2 separate regions of the Homo sapiens genome follow, and region 2 is linked to region 1. The links are chromatin contacts, found by Hi-C in ENCODE. All regions are on one chromosome and are shown on one strand. The core of a region is the stretch at or near the end of the contact, and the rest is flanking DNA. Distances in the headings are between cores, read along the strand shown.

The links. Hi-C counts contacts between places; a loop is a spot of excess contacts on that map. Pooled maps may share reads with other maps.
Region 2: a loop to region 1 is called in a pooled map, with 6 times the contacts of the local background. The contact joins the promoter of CPM here to the promoter of SLC35E3 in region 1. A Hi-C loop is called at or near these places in 2 of 37 single-sample maps with no recorded cell type and 8 of 50 pooled maps.

The regions. Positions count from the first base shown.
Region 1 is chr12:68,741,485-68,749,037 of GRCh38, forward strand. It overlaps SLC35E3 (solute carrier family 35 member E3), which reads left to right and starts at 4,692. Exons shown (of 5, transcript NM_018656.5): 1 at 4,692-5,295; 2 at 6,446-6,556. The coding sequence starts at 4,894. It overlaps NUP107 (nucleoporin 107), which reads left to right. Exons shown (of 28, transcript NM_020401.4): 27 at 329-496; 28 at 871-4,325. The coding sequence ends at 978. RefSeq lists enhancers at 4,365-5,055, 4,905-5,004, 5,055-5,164, 5,525-5,714.
Region 2 is chr12:68,928,755-68,936,307 of GRCh38, forward strand. It overlaps CPM (carboxypeptidase M), which reads right to left and starts at 4,417. Exons shown (of 9, transcript NM_198320.5): 1 at 4,388-4,417; 2 at 3,924-4,086. The coding sequence starts at 4,083. RefSeq lists silencers at 4,297-4,656, 4,687-4,796.

The sequences.
Region 1 (7,553 bases), core at 3,442-5,941:
GCTATCTTTATTTATATGTATAAACATCCAAAGGAGTGGTGATTGTTTTCTGTTCTGATTTTTGCTCTAATGATATTCAGTTTCCAACTCATTCTTTTTATGCATGTTTTTATTCAGGACATAGTAAGTTTATTAGAAATACAAATGCAGAAGCATTTTATTTTCACTGTCATACCTCTCTGTAGTCTACGTTGTTCATCTTCATACTTTTTTGCTGTTAAATCTTGTCTACCAATTACATTCTGGGTTTGATTCAGTACCTGGCTTTTCTTTTTGTAAGGATCTTTAGCTTAAATTGTTAAAATGATTTATTGATGTCTGTTTGTAGGATGCCAAAGAAGACCATGAAAGAACACATCAAATGGTCTTACTGAGAAAGCTTTGTCTGCCAATGTTGTGTTTTCTGCTTCATACGATATTGCACAGTACTGGTCAGTATCAGGAATGCCTACAGTTAGCAGATATGGTATCCTCTGAGCGCCACAAACTGTACCTGGTAAGTTCTAGAGCCTTGTAGTTTTAAATTTTAATGATTTGATATGCTCTGTAGTAATATTAATTTTGTGAAGATGTGTTTACATTTGTAATTGCTCTTGGATTTTCTTAAAGTAATAGTCCAGTTTTAATGTTTTAATGTTTGTACTTTTTTCCCAAAATGTGTGTATATTTGTAAGCAGTTAGAAATATATAGACTGACTCTGAGAATTCACCTTGAAATTCCTGAACCACTCTAATTTACTAGGCTCTGGCTACATAAATCTTAAAGAGGCATTTCTTCTTATATGAAGCTAATCAGATCGATTAGGTAACTAAGTTCATACTTGTCTACTTGTCTTTGTTCTCATTCTTATTTCTCTTTTTAAAAATCAGGTATTTTCTAAGGAAGAGCTAAGGAAGTTGCTGCAGAAGCTCAGAGAGTCCTCTCTAATGCTCCTAGACCAGGGACTTGACCCATTAGGGTATGAAATTCAGTTATAGTTTAATCTTTGTAATCTCACTAATTTTCATGATAAATGAAGTTTTTAATAAAATATACTTGTTATTAGTAATTTTTTCTTTTGCATTACCATGTAAAATTTAGACATTTGAATTTTGTACTTTTCAGAATATTATCGTGACACTTTCAACATGTAGGGATATCAGCGTTTCTCTGTGTGCTTGTTAATAAAACTATATAAAAATTAAAATTTTCTGTTTTTACAAATTCCAGGGTTGTCTCTTTTTCATGTAATAAGAAAATTAAATTTTCTGTTCTAGTTTTTTCTGTAATCATAAGCATTCTGATATTTTAAAATCATAAAGATGATGGAAAGTAGATTTATTTTTAAGCCAGGTACGTAATTTTTTATTTATCATAAAATTTAGTATTTTTGAATATTAAAATTAAGAAGATGACTATAACAAGAATTTTTCTAACATAACATGCTATTATTATTTTAGTTATTTTGAAGACATTTCTAGTTTAACTTTCATTTAGCAAACTTCCTATCAAAATAAGAGCATATAAAGACTTAGCGTAGTACCTGGCACACAGTAAGCACTGAATATATTGGAGATTACAGATCCCGCTCTTCTAATAGGGGAAATACCATAAGTACATTTAAAAGGTGTCATTTAAAAATACAAGTAGTGGCTGGGTGCAGTGGCTCACGTCTGTAACCCCAGCACTTCGGGAGGCCGAGGCAGGTGGATCACCTGTCGTCAGGAGTTTGAGACCAGCCTGGCCAACATGGTGAAACCCTGTCTCTACTAAAAAAATACAAAAATTAGCCGGGCATGGTGGCAGGTGCCTGTAATCCCAGCTACTCAGGGGAGGCTGAGGCATGAGAATCTCTTGAACCTGGAAGGCAGAGGTTGCAGTGAGCCGAGATCACGCCACTGCACTCCAGCCTTGGGGACAGAGCGAGACACTGTCTCCAAAAAAAGAAAGAATTACAAGTAGTCTGAGCAGGAAGAACCTCTCTCCAGCTGAAAAGACTCTCAGGAAGTAGTATTGGTTTGGGGTTTGAGTAATGCACTGAATTTGCAAAGGCAAAGAGTGACACAAGAAGGATGAGGCTCTATAGATTAAGAAATCAGTATGAGCAAGAAATGATAAATGCTGGGCATTATTATGAACCAACAAATACACCAAATAGGCTAGAGTGTAGGGCTTATAAACAGGAGACAACTAAAAGAATGTGATTCTAATAGAAAACAGTAATTCCCCAAACTTGCTAATCATCTAAGGAATTTCTTGAATATGTATTTATAGATGCCACCCCTAGAGACAGCTGGCTTGGGAAGCCTGAGATGGGATCATAGAATTTGATCAGTTCTATATTATGTGCTTTTTTTGTTTTATTTCTCTAAAGAATTCATCTTGTCTTCCTGTTTTCTTTATTCTTACTAATATGCAAATGATTTTTACAGCTCATGCAGTCCTGTAATCATGATTATTGCTATGCTACTTTGCAAAAAATAAAAACAAAAAATTCATACCAAAACAAATACAGACTAGATTTGGGGTGGGGAGGGGAAATAAGTGAGTCTTAAAAGTAGTTTTGTTACTTGCAACAAACTGTATATATAGAAACTTTGTACAACCCAGGGTGACTATTTCCAAAGACTGTTACCTATTTGTTGAACAACAGTGGGAAAACTACTTAGCCTAAATGAGGAGGAGGAATATTGTATGCTTCCATCGTAACCGTATGTGGGTAAATGGACAAGGTCTGTCATCTATTTAGGAACTTGTTTTGCATGTCCCCCACTCTGTATTTGTCTTTTGTTGTGCCTTGTTTTTTGAATGTCCTTTAAAAAACACAGCACAGAAACCCACTAAGGTTGTGGAATTACAAAATTCCTTCAACCTTAGACTCTTAATTAGGATGCCCTCAAATGGACTTGTTTTTAATTTTTATTTATTTATTTATTTTTGAGACATGGTCTTGCTCTGTCTCCCAGGCCGGAGTGCAGTGGCATGATATCTCACTGCAAACCTCCGCCTCCTGGGTTCAAGCGATTCTCCTGCCTCAGCCTCCCTAGTAGCTGGGATTACAGGCGCCTGCCACCACGCCTGGCTAATTTTTGTATTTTTAGTAGAGACGGGGTTTTGCCATGTTGGCCAGGCTGGTCTCAAACTCTTGACCTCAAGTGATCCACTCGCCTCGATCTCTCAAAGTGCTGGGATTACAGGCATAAGCCACTGCACCCAGCCAATTGGACTCCTTTGAGTCCTTAGGGAGTCAATGTGTGTGTTGCTGCTTATTTAAATACAGTTCAGTTGGAGCCCCAAGAGTGCCAATGTGCTCCTCACAATTCCCAAATGCCTCTCTTCCTGAACACCAGAAGTGGTGGGCACCTGAGTGGGAAATTTCAGGCAACTTAATTTAGTTCCTCAGTGCCTACTCTTGAAGAACTGGGTTTTCATTCTAGAGAGGAAACTCAGGGAAGGGCGTGTTGCCTATCACAGGTTCGCATACTAAGTTTTAAAAACTTTTCTTGGTGTGACTTATGCCAAGGAATTATGAAGACTTTTTCCTTGAGCATTGCATGAAGGCTACAAAGTTGGAACAGGCATGTCCTGGGTGTGAAAGTTTTAATTTCCCTACCTCATTTATTTATTTAATTTAGAGATGGGGGTCTCACTATGTTGCCCATCCCGGCTTCCAACTCCTGGGCTCAAGCAATCCTCCCACGTCAGTCTCTCAAATAGCTGGGACTACAGGCCCACGCCACCATGCCCTACTTCCTCATTTATTTTAAATTTTTTGTACCACAGTCTCTCTTTTTAATTTTATGACTGCTGAATTAATCCTAGACTCTGTCTTAAAACTAAGAATTGATGTATTGGCAGGAACAGCTGGACATTCAAGATGTTTTTGTGATTCCTTTTTTAAAAATCTCCTTTTGTACCTGTAATATCTACAATATATAATCTTTCTTTATCGACTTAAGGAGGAAGGAGAAAGGAAGAACCTGACTTCTGTGTGAAGGACCTTACTGTCGATCAAGACTGTTACTCAAAGTTCTATCTCTTAGTCATTGCACCTGACCTGATCCAAAACATATATATATATTTGTATGCACCCCTAGAGACAGCTGTATATATATACGGTTTTGCCAGGTTGTACGTTTTTTTCTCGAGTTGTAAGTGAACACAGTAGCACTCGTTTACATTGTCAAGGGGACATCTTTAGAGAACACATTTTCTCACTGTTGAGCTAATAATGCTTTGTGAATGTATGATCTAAGGAGAAACCCTTGTAGTTATACCCGATGATGCTGTCTGTTGGAAAGTAAATTTTGAATGTCTTTTTCCAAAAATAAAAAATAAAAACATGCTTTCAATAAGTTCTTTCCCCCCTCTGGCGAGGGCTACTAAATTTGCTCAGCATTTAATACGTAAAATTGGCTAACAGTGTCTGCACAGCCAGAGAGAAGTTGTCTAGCAAATCGGGTCAATGACACACAGGAAACAAACATCAAGAAAGGGGTCCTAGATTGGTCCAGTCAGGTAGGCGTTAGGTGACCAAGGGGGTCGGGGACCCAGAGGATAGGACCCAAAGACGCAAGCGTCGCGCGCCCAAGGCTCAGCGCGCCTGCGCAGGGTAGCGGCCGTTCAGCCAGCGGCTCGGGGGCGGAAGCACTGGAGCCCCGAGTCACGTGGCTGCGGGCGGAGATGAGCGGGGCGTGGGACGTGCTGCGGCGTCCTAGCTGGCTTACAGGGCGGCGGCGGGGTGTGTGTCCTCTGTTAAGAGTGCTACTCGCCCGGGGTTGATCTGTGCATGCCACTCCTGGGTCAGACGGTGAGGTCGGCGTCTGCGAGGACGCGGCGGTGGAGTAGAAGGGCAGCCGGAGACAGGCCCGGCGCCCCTTCCGAGGCTAGACGGCCCCAGCTTCGCGGGGATCATGGCATTGCTGGTGGACCGAGTGCGGGGCCACTGGCGAATCGCCGCCGGGCTCCTGTTCAACCTGCTGGTGTCCATCTGCATTGTGTTCCTCAACAAATGGATTTATGTGTACCACGGCTTCCCCAACATGAGCCTGACCCTGGTGCACTTCGTGGTCACCTGGCTGGGCTTGTATATCTGCCAGAAGCTGGACATCTTTGCCCCCAAAAGTCTGCCGCCCTCCAGGCTCCTCCTCCTGGCCCTCAGCTTCTGTGGCTTTGTGGTCTTCACTAACCTTTCTCTGCAGAACAACACCATAGGCACCTATCAGCTGGCCAAGGCCATGACCACGCCGGTGATCATAGCCATCCAGACCTTCTGCTACCAGAAAACCTTCTCCACCAGAATCCAGCTCACGCTGGTGAGTAGCTTCAGCTTCCCAAGGCGCCGCTCTCCCGACCCACCTCCTGCACTGGCCCCGGGAAATTCGAACGCACACTGGTCTTTCCCTTCATCTTGAAATCCACAAATGAGTCATCTGTGGGCATGTGAACTTTTAGGCTTATTTTAGGGAGGGGGAAAAGGCCATCTTGTCAGCCCAGAAGAGTGGGCATGTGTGAATTTTAGTAGCTGCCATTTGATGGAAATCGTTAAATGCTGTGATCGATAAGAAAAAAAGCTGTATTGGGTGGTACAGTCCAGTGTTATCAGAATATCTGCAAAAGCTCAAACAAAAACAGCCTTTCTCCCCCAGGGGAATCAAATCGTGTATGATAAAACGTGAAAAGATGTAGCATAAAGTAGGTCTCAAAACGTCTGCAGCACCATACTTTAGAGCTGTCTGCATCTTTAAATAAAAGGAGGTGGACTCAATTTTAGCACTTAGTAACTTATTTAAGGTCTTTTTCTTTTTTTTTTTTTTCTTTTTGAGACGGAATTTCACTCTTGTTGCCCAGGCTGGAGTGCAATGGCACGATCTCGGCTCACCGCAACCTCCGCCTCCCGGGTTTAAGCGATTCTCCTGCCTCAGCCTCCCGAGTAGCTGGGATTACAGGCATGCGCCACCACGCCCGGCTAATTTTGTATTTTTAGTAAAGACGGGGTTTCTCCATGTTAATCAGGCTGGTCTCGAACTCTGACCTCAGGTGATCTGCCCGCCTTGGCCTCCGAAAGCGCTGGGGTTACAGTGGTGAGCCACCGTGCCTGGCCTTATATTTAAGGTCTTTATGCTTTTATTGTTTTATATTTATGCTTATGCTGTTTAGACACTAGTTTGGGGATCCATTTACTCACCTTTGTATTCATGTGGTATTTTCTTGCAAAGTGCAATATATTTACCACAAATTTAGAATGGAATTAAATGTGAATATCAATATAGATTTGTCATATTTCACGTTTAGGAAATAGGATTAACAACTAGTTTTCCCAAGTCAAAACAGAAAACATTTATACAGGTTCATTGTTTCCCAGTTATGTGTTTATCATTAGCCTTGTAAGACATTGTGAAAGGAATACTAAATTTTTGTCTCTTGAATTTAATCTGAACAACATTTACCTCTTTTTCGTTACAGATTCCTATAACTTTAGGTGTAATCCTAAATTCTTATTACGATGTGAAGTTTAATTTCCTTGGAATGGTGTTTGCTGCTCTTGGTGTTTTAGTTACATCCCTTTATCAAGTGGTTGGTAATTTTTTTTTCTTTATGTGCCTTTTTAGCAGATTTCATAAATTTTGAAGCTGTATTCCAAGGTTTAGAAAATACAGTATAGAGACAATAGACTGTTGGGAAGAAAGCATAATTGCATAAGTTGTCTGACTCAAGGTGAAGAGAAGAAAGGAGACAGAGAAACTTGGGTGTGTGATGCTCACCAAATACCTACCTGTTTGTAAGTGTATAATATCCATGCTTAACAGTCTCAGCTTGGGGTGAAGTTATTTTCTGGGAAATCTTTACAAAATACCTAGTAAGACTTTTTACTTCCTAAGTTTGTTATGTTTTCTGTTTACTCTTTACTTTTAACATTGTTGTGAAGGAGTGAGTATACTTCCAGAAATCTGAACAGTAATGAAAAATTTCAGATTTTTAGATGTTTTTGCCTCAAAAATTATACTGCTGTTACAACTTGTTTATTGGCTTTTAATAATGTGTCTAATATAGATTATTACAATATTATACTCTATATTAATAAATATAGAGTAATTTATATTAATGAATATTTTTCCATTTGTGCAAGCGCAGTGCCTTGCCTATAGCAGATATTCATTAAAAATATGTTCATGGATTCACTTACTTCATTACCATAAAATCCTAACAAGTATGGTTTTTGATTCTTATTTAGTGGAGAAAAAATAACTTGCTGTAGGGGACAGTGAAACGGTATTCTCTCTATACTGAAAACCTTGGTCTGGAAATTCTGGGTGTGCCTGCATGGGGAATCAAAGCCAAAATGTGTAACCAATTTTATTTTTTTCACAAACATCCACTGGTTATTAAACTAAGGCATTCTTGTTTGAAATTTTAGGAGTTCAGTAATAGAGCCCTGGCATCTTAAACATTCTAGTAGTGATCATGTCAGAGACAGTATTTGAAAATATTCTGCAGTGAAATACATTTTCTAGTGGCAGAGAAGCAGTTTAAATAAAAGAAGAGGCTAGTGAACATTCCTATTCATCTTTCT
Region 2 (7,553 bases), core at 3,167-5,666, 190 kb after region 1:
TTTGAGACAGGGTCTTGCTCTGTAGGCCAGGCTGGAGTACGGTGGCACGATCATGGCCCACTGCAGCCTTGAACTCCCAGGCTCAAGTGATTCTCCTGCCTCAGTTTCCCAAGTAGCTGGGACCACAGGCATGCACCATTATGCCTGGTTAATTAAATTTTTTTTTTTTTTTTTAAGAAATGGAGTCTCCCATGTTGCCTAGGCTGGTCTCCTGAAGTGCTGGGATTATAGACGTGAGCCACCACACCCAGTCAATGCAAGATTCTTAAAATAGATGGTAGGAAATCTCATTTAAAATGGCCCTTTGGGGTTTTGTATGTAGCAGAGCAGTTCTTTCATTGCTATCTATTGATAGTCAACCCTCAACACAAGGGTTCATTTTTTAAAAAAATAATAAAATGTTCCTAAACTAATTTTGGGGTGTGTGTGGAGAGACTACCCTGAGAAATTCACAGTAAATACATTTGTATTTGAAAATGAGCTACCTAATGGCAGGGAATGAATGACACACACGTTTGTTTGCTTCCCATGCCTTTTGCTCAGCAAATATTTGATCCATTAAATAAATAGATATAGATTATTGATTATGTGCCAGGCATCCTTCTAGACAAAGGGGTTGGGGCAAAAAATGGGAGGTGCTTCCTTAATTGAACGGAGGATTGAACGAACGAACTGATGAACACTGTACCTTTTCTGATTTTTCTGAACTAAGTCATCAGTACTTTTTTGCTTCTCTTGTTTCACCTAAGATTTTCTTTACTATGTCACTAGGCAGTGGGATTTCCTTCAAAAGGCTCAACTGAAATATGGTCTACTATGGCTGAAGCTGGGTATAGATGTGTTTAACTTTTGTGTGGATTTTAAAAGTTTCAAAATAAAAACGTTTTTAAAAATCACCAATAATAATAGAAGGTAATTATCATGACATGTATCAATGGTTTTATAGTATCCCTGTTTATAACAGAGTTAACCAAAAACTATACAGATGCTCAAAGAGGTGAATGACTAAGAAAATTCACATAATCAAGAGGATAGAATACTAAACAGCAACGAATTCACATCTACCGACTTTGTCAATTCATGGAAATATCTAAGGAAATAACATGAAATGAAAAAACAAGCAGAATATAATCCACAATTACAACAAAGAAAATATGTGATATGCATATATTTACATAGGCATAGCACATATATTTAAGTTTTTACAAAAACTAAACATGTATTTAGTTACTTAGGAATATTACTTTCCCTTCTGGGTAAGACTGCCCACGTTAATACATGTAATATAAATAAATAAATAAATAACACGTGTATAATAAATTCTGTTTATTTTCTTTTATTTTGAGATAGAGTTTCACTCTTGTCACCCAGGCTGGAGTGCAGTGGCATGATCTTGGCCCACTGCAACCTCTGCCTCCTGGGTTCACGCTATTCTCCGGTCTCAGCCTCTCTAGTAGCGGGAACCACAGGTGCACACCACCATGTCTGGTTAATTTTTTGTATTTTTAGTAGAGACAACGTTTCACCATGTTGGCCAGGCTGGTCTCAAATTCCTGACCTCAGGTGATCCTCCCGCCTCGGCCTCCCAAGGTGCTGGGATTACAGGCATGAGTCACTGGGCCTGGTCATAAATTCTGTTTTCTAAGCAAACTTATCTTACATCAGAGGGCAGAATGGTTAGGGAAAATATCTAGTGAAAAAGACCACCAACAAAGGAGCACCATCTCTCAATTGTCACACTAATGTGCAGTGACACTTTGGCAACTGACTCCCAGTTACTGGCATACAGTTTCATCTACCAGTTGGAGCCAAATGGCAGATTTGGGATTTTTCTTAATCCGAGTTATTATTCAGAACAACATATTCAACACAAATATTTAACCACTAGTGTCAGATTTTATTTTTACATGATAACTCCTCAAGCCTTTAACCGCAAGAGTGCATACAAGGTAAAATTAAAAACAAAATTAAGCCTGCTGACTTTCACTGTGATTGTGGTTTGATATCATGCAGGATAGATCACAACTGCTGATTCATATTAGGAAAGAGAGCCCCCAACTGTCACAAGCACATTGTGTTTGAAAATACAAAACCTTACCAAATCACTTAGTACTTAAAATTAACAACATCCTCATCATCTTGTGGTTGAAATGATGACTGAACAATAACTCAAGCTAGTTGTGTTCTATATATTTTTAATTAATATAATTAGTATTCCTAGATCTTTTTAAATTGCTCTACTCTAGCCCTAGGGAAAAATGATTTCAGAAGGCTGAATACGTATGCTGATTCAAGATATGATTTCTCACACACCCAACCTCTATAATTTTGGATTATAGAGCAATATAGAGTAATTCTGGCACCATCTCTTTGGCAATGCTGTTTAAAAACAAAGTTACTATTACACACAGCCCAGGATATTGACTTCGCATTGCACATAAATACATTTATATAATACTTTTTCTTTAATATAGAAGCCATAGCCTTGATTTTTTTGAAAAATGATGAAGAATATGGTAATTATGAGACTCTCAATTGACTCAAAAGTTCAGAGCTAAAATCAAGGTAGAGTTTGAACACACCTTACAAAAAGTTGAGATCCAAATTGCATAAAATTTATGAAACTTTTGATTTAAGGACTAAGTTTTCTGGTAACCTCTTTGGGAACATCAGGATAATAAAAGATGATTAAGTAATAATGGTATCTCGGCCGGGCACGGTGGCTCATACCTGTAATCCTAGCACTTTGGGAGGCCGAAGCAGGAGGATCACAAGGTCAGGAGTTTGAGACCAGCCTGGCCAATATGGTGAAACCCCATCTCTACTAAAAATACAAAAAAATTAGCCAGCTGTGGTGGCGCATTCCTGTAATCCCAGCTACTCGGGAGACTGAGGCAGGAGAATTGCTTGAACTCAGGAAGCCGGAGGTTGCAGTGAGCCGAGATCACGCCACTGCACTCCAGCCTGGGCAACAGAGCGAGACTCTGACCAAAAAAAAAAAAAAAAAAAAAAGAAAGAAAGAAAGAAAGAAAGAAAGATGAAATAACGATATCTGATCAAATTATTTGCCTTGGCCGGATGGGTGCCAGTCCTGGCTATAAAATTCACCATCTGGGAGACCTTGAACAAATTATTTAATTTATCTGATTCAAACTTGCTGTCTATAAAAATGAAAATAACTTTATGTAGTTTCTAACTTAGAACAATAAATTATTAATGATAAATATGAAAATGCTGGGAAGAGTTTCAATCACTACTAATATATATTCATTATCTAGCATTGTCTTCTTCAAATGGATACATTTTAAAAACAGCCTTTAATCATAGAACCACTTTTTTGCATAACTTTAAGCCATAGGGCTAATTATACACGACACAAATCTAACCAACAGAACTGTACTACTTAGATTAAAAGAAACTTGCAGAAATGATAGTTTTGCATAACTTTAAATAAAAGGCTAACTACAGATGACACAGAAATCTTACCAACAAAACTGCATTATTTCAGTTTAAAAGAGACATGAAGAAATGACATTAACAGTCCAAGTCATATATAAAGAAGCCCACACAAAGGGGAACTGAAACGGATAAACGGACTTACTTGGGAGTTTATCTTGAAAAGGAACTAAAACATACATCCCAAATAACCAATGTCTGCAAGATCCAAAAAGACAGAAGAACTCCAATAATGGAAAGGACTCAGTGACACTGAATTACAATGGACAAGTCCAGTAAAATTCAGTTCTTCCTACTATTCCTCCCAACAAAAGCAGAAAACAACCAACACGCACGGTACCGGTTGACTTGTTCTGTGCCACTCAGAGTAGGTGCGTGGAAGAGCAGACAGGAAGCTGGGGCATATTTAATGAATACTGAAAGGGAGGACTGAGGGTTTGGCAAAGTGTTCACGAGACGGACCCTACCTTTCACAGATTTCCCAATACTGTGTAAGTGAGTGACAGAACTGTAGTTTTGGGCAACAGTCTTCAAAAACGCTTCCATCCCTTCCTGGCGGTGGTAGTTGAAATCCAGCGCAGCTACCAAAGGCAGCAACAGCCCTAGCCAGAGGCACGGGAAGTCCATGTTCTAGAGATGAATAAAAATAAGAAGAACCTGAGAACACATGAGGGCAGGCGGGGGCATCACCAGCTACGTCTCGGTACTCCGGTCTCAGGGTCTCCCGACACTGACGCTCCCTGCCTCCTAAGGAGGCAAAAGCTGGAAGCAACACCTTCGGGAGTGAGCCGTGCAACCAGAGACCGGGAGCACGGGCAGCCTCGGTGCCCTCGACCCAGCCGCCCGCGCCTCCCTCTCCTCCTCCTCCTGGCGCCTCCGCCGTCCGGCAGCTGCCACAGCTGCGCCCGGCCCCGCGCACCCCCAGCCTCACCAGGTCCCAGGCGCGCACCTCTACCCACCCGCGGCCGCCCGGCGGGGCCGGGTGTTATAGCCCGGTCAGAGGGCGGGCGCGCCCGGGCCCCGCCCCCGGACGTCCCTCCGGCCCACTCCGGAGCCGCGCGGGTGCCTCCCGGGCGGGGCCTCAGCCGCCTTCGCACCTAGGAGAGACGGCGCCCGCGCGGTGCGCCCTTTCGTGGCGCGGCTGCTGGTGCCCGCGGCCGGGCGGCTGAGCTGGGCGGAGGGCTGCGGGCATGGAGTCGCCGCTCGCGGACAGTCTTTGCTGGAGCCCCAGGTCAGAAGTGTGTCCTCGCCTCGGCCACGGCTGTAGCCTGGGCAGCCACAGGGCGCTCCACCGAGGGACACTCTCTGTCGCAGACTGCAGCCGCTTGGGAGACGTTTAGGGCTCGGCGGGTTTCCTGCGGTTGGCGGTGCCGGGGCCCACCTGGAGCCGGGACGCATGCGGAGTCCTGAGTGCCCTGAGCCCCGCGCGGGCTCCTGCGGGACGGGCGGCGTCGGCCCCGGCAGGGCGAGCCAAGCTCCCAGCAGTGCCAAGCTGCCCAGCGAGGCTAAGCAATCACGGGGCTTCGAGAAAGAACGCGCGCGTGTGTGGAAGTTTTAAATGCCACGAAGTGCAGAGTGCAGGACATTTTCCAACAAGTTTACATAGTGGGTGGGATTTGTGTAAATTAGAATTGAATTTAAAACTGGAAGTCACATCGAAGAAGGCAGGACCACTGTTGTAAATCCGATGCTTCCTCCACCTGCACCTGAGTCTTAGGCCAATTACAGGTCTCTCGTCCTAAAACGTCCTAAAATGCTCCTTTCTGGAAGGATGGCATGGTCTCTGCACGAGAGAGAACGAAGGCTTCACTCAAACCTGAGAGGTGGTTTGTGGCACGGGCCAACCCCCTCTACCTCTCTAAAAGATTCATTCTCATTCATTCTCTCTCTCTCCCCTCCCCCTCTCCCCTTCCCTCTCTCCCCCTTTCTCCCACTCTCTCCCGGATTGTAAGTAACCGTGTCAGGGTATTGGGGGCCCGTGTCAAGGTCCGCAGAATATAAAAAGTTTGAAAACCACTGATTTGAGATAACATTCCACTTTTACAGACTAAAAATACGGATGCAAGCCCACGACTAATTGAATAGAATTTTTCTCGTGGAGGCCCAAGAAAGTGTATTTTTAGAGAGGACCTTGAATGAATCTAATGTGCCTTCAAGAGCTGAGAACCGTTAGATTCCCTGCCCCTTCTTTCTTACAGATATAGATACTTTTCCTAGAATTGCGCACTCAGGACTCCCTGAGACTTCCAGTGATTCTGCCGCAGCATAGAAGAGTGGTTTAAGAACTGAGGCGCTCTGCCCTTGCGATAGTTTGCTGAGAATGATGGTTTCCAGCTTCATCCATGTCCGTACAAAGGACATGAACTCATCCTTTTTTATGGCTGCATAGTATTCCGTGGTGTATATGTGCCACAGTTGTGCACATGTGCCCTAGAACTTAAAGTATATATAAAGAAAAAAAAAGAACTGAGGCGCTCACGGGATGAGTGCCAATTCTTGCTCTGACACTCAGTGGCTGTGTCGACTCTGTGCCTTATTTTCTGGTGTGTAAAGTGGAAGTCTTAATTGTACCTACCTAAATAAGGTTGGCAGGCACATTGTAAGAACTGTGCGAAGCGTTTATTACATAAATAAACCAGCTTAATTCGTAACTCTTTAAAGGGAATTTTCCAAGAGTTGGAATTTTTTTTTTAATTTTTTATTTCTTTCTTTATTTTTTGAGATGGAGTCTCAATTCTGTTGCCCAGTCTGGAGTGCAATGGCATGATCTCGGCTCACTGCAACCTCCTCTCAGGTTCAAGCAATTCTCCTGCCTCAGCCTACCGAGTAGCTCGGATTACAGGCACCTGCCACCAGGCCCGGCTAATTTTTGTATTTTTAGTAGAGACGGGGTTTCACCATGTTGGCCAGGCTGGTCTGGAACTCCCGACCTCGGGCGATCTGCCTGCCTCGGCCTCCCAGATCGCTGGGATTACAGGCGTGAGCCACCGTGCCTGGCCATCTTTTTTTTTTTCTTAAAGAGAAGTTGTTTTATTGTTTGTTTGTTTGTTTGTTTGTTTGTTTGTTTTGAGATACAGTCTCACTCTGTTGCCCAGGCTTGAGTGCAGTGGTGCAATCTCAGCTCACTGCAGCCTCTGCCTTCCAGGTTCAAGCGATTCTTGTGTTTCAGCCTCTAACGTACCTGGGATTACAGGCACGCATCGCCACACCTACGTAACTTTTGTATTTTTACACCACACATGCCTAACTTCTGCATTTTTAATAGAGACCAGGTTTCACCATGTTGGCCAGGCTAGTCTTGAACTCCTGGCCTCAAGTGATCCTTCTGCCTCAGCCTCCCAAAGTGCTGGGATTACATGAGTGAGCCACCTTGCCTGGCCTAAGAGTTGGAAGTCTTAGTATGACATTGTAGAGTCTTTGAGTAGGTTTTTTTTTTTTTAATTGTGCAGTAGTCACTATGCTAAATGTTATTTCCACTGGAAGGGTTGAAGACGTTTCCCTTTCATTGTTGTTCATTGACTAAGAGGTCTGAGGAGGGGGACTGGAGCTTGAGAAGATTAAATTTAGGCAAAGTTACTCTAGGAATGGGAAAGGGAACTGGGTGGGAACAAAGTGAAGGCTTGCTGATGTACCTTAGAAATCCTATCTTTTTAAGAGAAGTACGTGGACACTATCTGATTTCCTGCAGGGTGCTGTGGCTGGAGACTGGAAGAAATGGTGGCTTCATCAATACTGGAATGGAGATTGCCAGGATTGTTGTTCTGGAAAAACAGAGATGAGCTATAGTTGAAATTGCTGCCATTGGGGTTCACACTAGGTAGGAAGGGAGGCAACTTCAGGAAGGAGTCAGAGAATGGAGGTAGGGGGTACAGAGGACTGAGTGCTGAAGGTTTAGGAGCTAGTAACTCAGAGTGCAGGCCAGGGACAGCACTGGCATCACCTGGGAGCTTGTTGGAAATGTAGAATCTGTCACTCCACTCCAAACCTACTGAATCAGAACACACATTTTAATAAGATTTCCAGATGATGTATATGTACATTCAAGTTTAAGGTGCACTGGTCAAGAGAGAAAAAAAAATTTAGTGTTAAGAGTATGA